Regions from separate parts of the Homo sapiens genome. Here region 2 is linked to region 1. A link is an interaction called in ENCODE POLR2A ChIA-PET data of the cell type or tissue named here. Cell type or tissue: OCI-LY7. All regions are shown on one strand. Each heading gives the region's core, and the rest is flanking DNA. Links, peaks and the distances in the headings are about the cores only.

Region 1 (2,927 bases), core at 143-2,642:
TGTCCTCCTCAATTTCTTTCATCAGTGTTTTACAGTTTTCATTATAAAGATCTTTCACTTCTTTGGTTAATTCCTAGATATTTAATTTTGTGACTACTGAAAATGGGGGCCCGGCACAGTGGCTCATGCTTGCAATCCCAGCACTTTGGGAGGCCAAGGTAGGCAGATCACCTGAGGTCAGGAGTTCAAGACCAGCCTGGCTAACATGGTGAAACCTTGTCTCCACTACAAATGCAAAAAAATTAGCCAGGTGTGGTGGCACATACCTGTAATCCCAGCTACTCAGGAGGCTGAGGCACAAGAATTGTTTAAACCCAGGAGGCAGAGATTGCAGTGAGCTGAGATTGCGTCACTGTACTCCAGCATGGGCGACAGAGATTCTGTCTCAAAAAAAAAAAAGAAAAGAAAATTACTTTTTCAGATTGTTCATTGTTGGCATTTTGTATGTTGATTTTGTATCCTACAGCTTTACTGAATTTATCAGTTTTAATAGTTTTTTTTTTGTGAAGTCTTTAGGTTTTTCCAAATAAAAGATCACATCATCTGCAAACAAGGATAGTTTGACTTTTGTCTTTCCAATTTGGATGCCCTTTCTTTATCCGATTGCTCTAGCTAGGACTTCCAGTATGACGTTGAATAACAGTGATGAAAGTGGGCATCCTTGTCATGTTCCAGATCTTAGAGAAAAGGTTTTGTTTTTCCCCATTTAATATAATATAGCTGTTGGTCTGTCACGTGGCTTTTTTTATGTTGAGGTATATTTTATCTCCAGTATTTTGAGGACTTTTATCGTGAAGGCATGTTGAATTTTATCAAATAATTTTTCAGCATCAATTGAAATGATATGGTTTTTATCCTTCATTCTGTTGATGTATCATATTGATTGATTTGTGTATGTTGAACAATCCTTGCATCCCAGGGATAAATCCCACTTGGTCATGACAAATGATTTTTCTAATATATTGTTGAATTTGGTTTGCTATTATTTTGTTGAGGATTTTTGCAGCAATATTCATAGGTATTGGCCTGTAGTGTTTTGTGGTTTTTTAAAAATGTATCTTTGTCTGGTTTTAGTATCAGAGTAATACTGGCCTCTTAGAACGAGTTTGGAAGTACACTCCTTCTCTATTTTTTGCATTAGTTTGAGTAGGATTGGTATTAGTGGTTCTTTAAATGTTTGGTAGAATTCAGCAGTGAAGCCATTGGGTCCCAGGCTTTTCTTCACTGGGATTCATTAGTAATTTAAACAGGGGAAATCCAGTATAAAGAACTGATAACCAGACAAAGGATGATTAACTCCTAAAAAGCATAAAGGAAAAGTTTAAGATATAATTGAGGTAGAAATTACAGAAGGCTGCTACCACCCTTGACTGAGGGAAAGGTAAGTAAGGAAAGACTCTGGAAGCGAGGGCGTGGCTACTGCAGGAAAGAAGAAACAGGCTGCCAGAGGGTGCTCGTCACAGCACCCTGAGAACTGTCACCACTGAAATGAACGCTCCTGAGACCCTCCACACTCCAATTTGCTCATATTTGTGTGAGAAACGGAAAGAAAGTGACCCCTCCCTTCCTTTCAGCTTTGCAGGCTCCCTGCAGCGCCCTCTATTGGCAGACAATCCCCCCCCTCCCCGCGCCATACACCAAACCCAAACCCGCCGGTCAAAGAAGAGCCGGTAATGCGGTAATGTGCAGATTCTAGCTTCAGGATCACAAAGCAAGACAAAAAGGACGGTTTGGAGCTGCAAGGCAATAAATTAACAACTGGAACAAACGTCAAGAGAAAAGTACAGTTAAAGGATTACAGAGAAAGGATAAATGACTTTTACTCTCTCCTCTCCCCAAATCAATAGATTGATAGGCTGGGTCCTGAGCGAACTCCTTCAGTCTCGGGGTAAAAACTGCAGAGTAAGCAGGAACTACATGGTTCCCTTGCAGTGATGCCCAGGGCTGAGAATCTTACCCCAAGCTCGAGAAATCTTCACTTTTCTATGCAAGCACAGGGAGCCCGTTTTCTCACGTGTTCAGGAAGAACAACCAGGATTTCTAAGGTGAGAATTATTTGTCTTCCTGGCAGTTGCTAATCCCAATACCAGTCCCTGGAGATTGCTTTTTTGCTGAGCTTTTTCTCCTTTGAATCCTGCCCAAGAAGAGTAGGAAGGCAGGGAACAGGGGATAAACTATTTTGATTTCTCATATTTCTGCTCTGTTTTGAAGTGAAACAATTTCATACAGCCCCCAGATTGGCACATGTTCCCCCTTCCACCAACTCCCCTGCAGTCTTTCTCACTGCAGTCAGGAAGACATTATTTTAAAAAATTCGTGTCAGTGCCAACCAACTGCGACAGGATTTTATTTCAAAAATCATTCTGTTGGCTTTCCTCGTATGAAACTCTCTGCCATAGTCTATAAAACACTCCATTACCCATCTCAACCATCTTTAGAAAGAAGCCTTCTGAAAGGTCTCATGATGTGCAGAAAGTACACTGGCTTAGGGTAGAAGGCTGAGGCATTTCCATTTCCAGCACCAACTGTGCTATGTGCATGAGAAAAATCACTCAGTTTCTTACTGCCTCCCTCAGCATTTCCCCCTGAACTCTACAGAGACCCCTTTGCAGTCATTGGCCTCAGGGAGGTTGTAAAGTACCATATTCATGTCGTTGAGATGGAAAGGACCAAGGGAATCTGTTAGGGCAGCTCTAGTCTACACAGCTCTGTACCTGAAGCTCTTTTCTGTGACTTTTAATTTATGTTACTTTCTGAAGTTTTAGTTCTAAAATTAGGACATAATATAAAATACACAAATTGATGACCTTTTTGCATAAATATATACCTATGTAACAACCTTTGATCAAAACACAACATCAAATAATCCAAAAAGATCCCTTGTGTCCCTTCTTAGTCAATATACATCCCTGTCCCTAGATGTAACC
Region 2 (2,927 bases), core at 99-2,598, 290 kb before region 1:
ATGCCTTTAGTCCCAGATAGTCAGGAGGGTGAAGTGCAAGGATCTCTCAAGCTCAAGAGTTTGAGGTTGCAGTGAACTATGACTGCGTCACTGCACTGCAGCCTGGGTAGCAGAGCAAGACCCTGTCTCAACACACACACACACACACACACACACACACACACACACACACACAATTCCACATAATCATTTGGGAGAAAAAAGTCAATTGAATTAAATTAAGCAGTTGCTTTGCAAACAACATGAGTTTAAAGAGTTGGTTAGACTCGTTTTTAACTGGATGCCTAAATGACAACTGAATGTTGAATTCAAAGTAGTTTCCTTCATGAAAGGCTGAGTCTATTTAGGCAGTTGCCTACTCTGAACTAGAACTCTTCCTTGCTAGAATTCCATTGTATTCCTTCTCTGTCCTAACCTGCAGACTTAATATGATTTTGGTGGCCAAAGGAATCCAACTGTCTTACTAATCATCTCTCCAGATAATCATCTGTGTTGAAAAGATATTGAAGCCTATTAATTAGAAAAAATAAATCAGTTTGTCTCACTCTAAATGTAAAACTAGATTATATCTATTTTACAAATTATTGCTTAAAATTCTCAAAGTATACCATGTCTGACAAATGTTTCAAAGAACATACATTGTCAATATAGTTTTTAAATGATAAATAATGTTTTATGCAAATATTACATATAGAGGACTGGTTACTTTAAACTTATAATGAATATCAACATATTAAGCTATATCAAATTTTGAATGTTTTGATTTACCTTCCTTAATTATTTCATTAGCAATCAAAATTTCCATGACTTTTTAGATAGAGAATATCAAGCTTCAGAAGTCAAAATAAACTTAAATATTCTCTGAATCACAACTTGACTATCACAAGAAAGCTGAATGACTGTTACCTACAAATGAGATTTTTAAAATGCATAACTAAAAATAGAATCAGTTATTTGGCATCAAAGAATATCTGGAAATGTTTGATTACCTTTAAAAACATTTTTGAATGTTCATCTTCAGGTAACCAGTCTTTGTACAGAGCAATCCACTGGGAAACAAGATGCAAGACTTTACGTTTCCTACGCGGAACGTCTGAGTTTTCCTCTTTGCCTTGATACTTCTTAGCAGAATAGGTGCAAATGGTTAAGAAAAAATTATATTGTTGAAAATTTTAAAATATGAAGACATCCATTTACTCTTATTTTTACAAAATATGTGAAGGCATACAAGTGTATAAACATGCAGGAAGAATAGAATATGCGTAGGGAGAGCAAAAGGTGTGCACTGAGAAGAGCAAAAGTAAACTGAGGAAAATGACTGAAGTATACTCGGTAGGCAGCCAGGAAGTGAAGGGTTGGACCATTTCACTGACAGCTGCTGACATGGTTTCATAGGCAACATGCAGTTAATGCCAGCCCAAGGAGATACTAGGTGGTCCATTAATTTCAACAGTGACTCTAAGAAGAGAGCTAGCCTCACTACACAGGTGAATACTATTTCAATACATTTTAGGTCAGAATGAGGCCAGATGCTGTCTAGTCCTCAGAAATTCACATTCTGTAAAACCAGGTGCTTCTAAAGTAGTTCCAAATGAGTATAGATTTCTGCAACAGAATTTGTAACATGATTCAAATGCCCACTCCTAGGAACTTACTTGAAAACATTGGATACATGTGTGAACACAGAGGTAAAAGGGACTGCTAATTTTCATTTTAAAATAAAATGAAAATTATTTCATTTTAAAATAAAATGAAAATTATTTCATTTTAAAATAAAATGAAAATTATTTCATTTTAAAATAAAATGAAAATTATTTCATTTTAAAATAAAATGAAAATTATTTCATTTAAAATAAAAAAAGGAAATAACCTAAATGCCTCAGCAACTGAGAACAGTTGACTAAGTTATTATATATGCATTTAACGGACTATTCAGCAGCCAGAAAAATGATGGCCCAGCAGTACATTTACTGACAGAGAATATGCACAATGTATTGTTGAGTAGAAAAGCAAGTAAGAAAAGAATATGTTAGGACGATCTACTTCTGTTAACAATGTTTATTTATATGATTAATGTCACTATCTGGAGGGATATATACTGAATAGTTAACAGTGGTTTCTCAAGGTAATGAGATTTTAGAGCATATGAATTATTTTTATTGTACTTATTAGCATTTCCTAATTTATACACGATGACCATATGTAAATTATGCTGTTAAAATTACATAAAAATAACAACCTCAAAGGCAAAGTGTTTAAATGACTAGGAATGCAACAGCAGCTTGGCATATTCTAAACCAATCTATTCTTGTTGTCTCCAAAATGATAAGCTGAGTGTCTTGGACACATTAAAAAGATGACTAGGAATAGGGAATGCTATGACATCAAACACTTGAGGGTTGTTGGACAGCATTATATATTCTTTAACACTAATATACAATTGCAAAATTGGAATAAACTTTATTTCAGGCTTTGCTAATATTTTAAAATATAATTTAGTCAATGTCTCCCCATCCTGCAAAAATACATTAAGACCATCTTTGATTTCCACCTGTGAAATAAACTCAGGCAAACACAAAAAAAATCTGTTTCTATTTCTTTTAGTTTTTCTCTTGAAAGGCAAAATATAATAACAATTTATCTAGGCCAACCATGGTGGCTGATGCCTATAATCCCAGCGCTTTGGGAGGCTGAGGCAGGAGGATTGCTTGAGCCCAGGAGTTTAAGGCCAGCCCAGGAAAGAAAGTGAGACCTCATCTCTACAAAGAAAAAAATTAACTGGGTATGGTGATGGGCATCTGTAGAGCCAGCTAGTTGGGATGCAGAGACAGGAGGGTCACTTGAGCCTAGAAGGTTGAGGTTGCAGCGAGCCATGATCGAGCCACTCTACTCCAGCCTAGGTAACAGAGCAAGACCTGTCTCAAAGA

Evidence for each region. ChIA-PET counts read pairs that join two places held together with the same protein. Peaks named below come from ENCODE experiments on the same cell type or tissue, not always from the same donor. Only the 100,000 strongest peaks of a DNase experiment are listed, where the experiment ranks them.
Region 2: POLR2A ChIA-PET joins it to region 1 with 21 read pairs; 2 of 35 experiments call an interaction of 5 or more read pairs at or near these places.

Annotation. Positions count from the first base shown.
Region 1 is chr7:22,450,806-22,453,732 of GRCh38, forward strand. The region is part of intron 4 of STEAP1B (STEAP family member 1B); the gene reads right to left. Among named protein-coding and RNA genes, the nearest start is that of STEAP1B, 48 kb to the right of the region's middle. In OCI-LY7, for the core only: CTCF peaks have their summits at 1,606 (motif pointing left) and 2,569; DNase peaks (open chromatin) are centred at 1,596 and 2,546; H3K4me3 peaks cover 1,300 bases; H3K27ac peaks cover 1,710 bases.
Region 2 is chr7:22,161,408-22,164,334 of GRCh38, forward strand. RAPGEF5 (Rap guanine nucleotide exchange factor 5) reads right to left here. Exons shown (of 26, transcript NM_012294.5): 13 at 990-1,134. Among named protein-coding and RNA genes, the nearest start is that of RAPGEF5, 190 kb to the right of the region's middle. In OCI-LY7, for the core only: no CTCF peak of the experiment used is centred there; no DNase peak of the experiment used is centred there.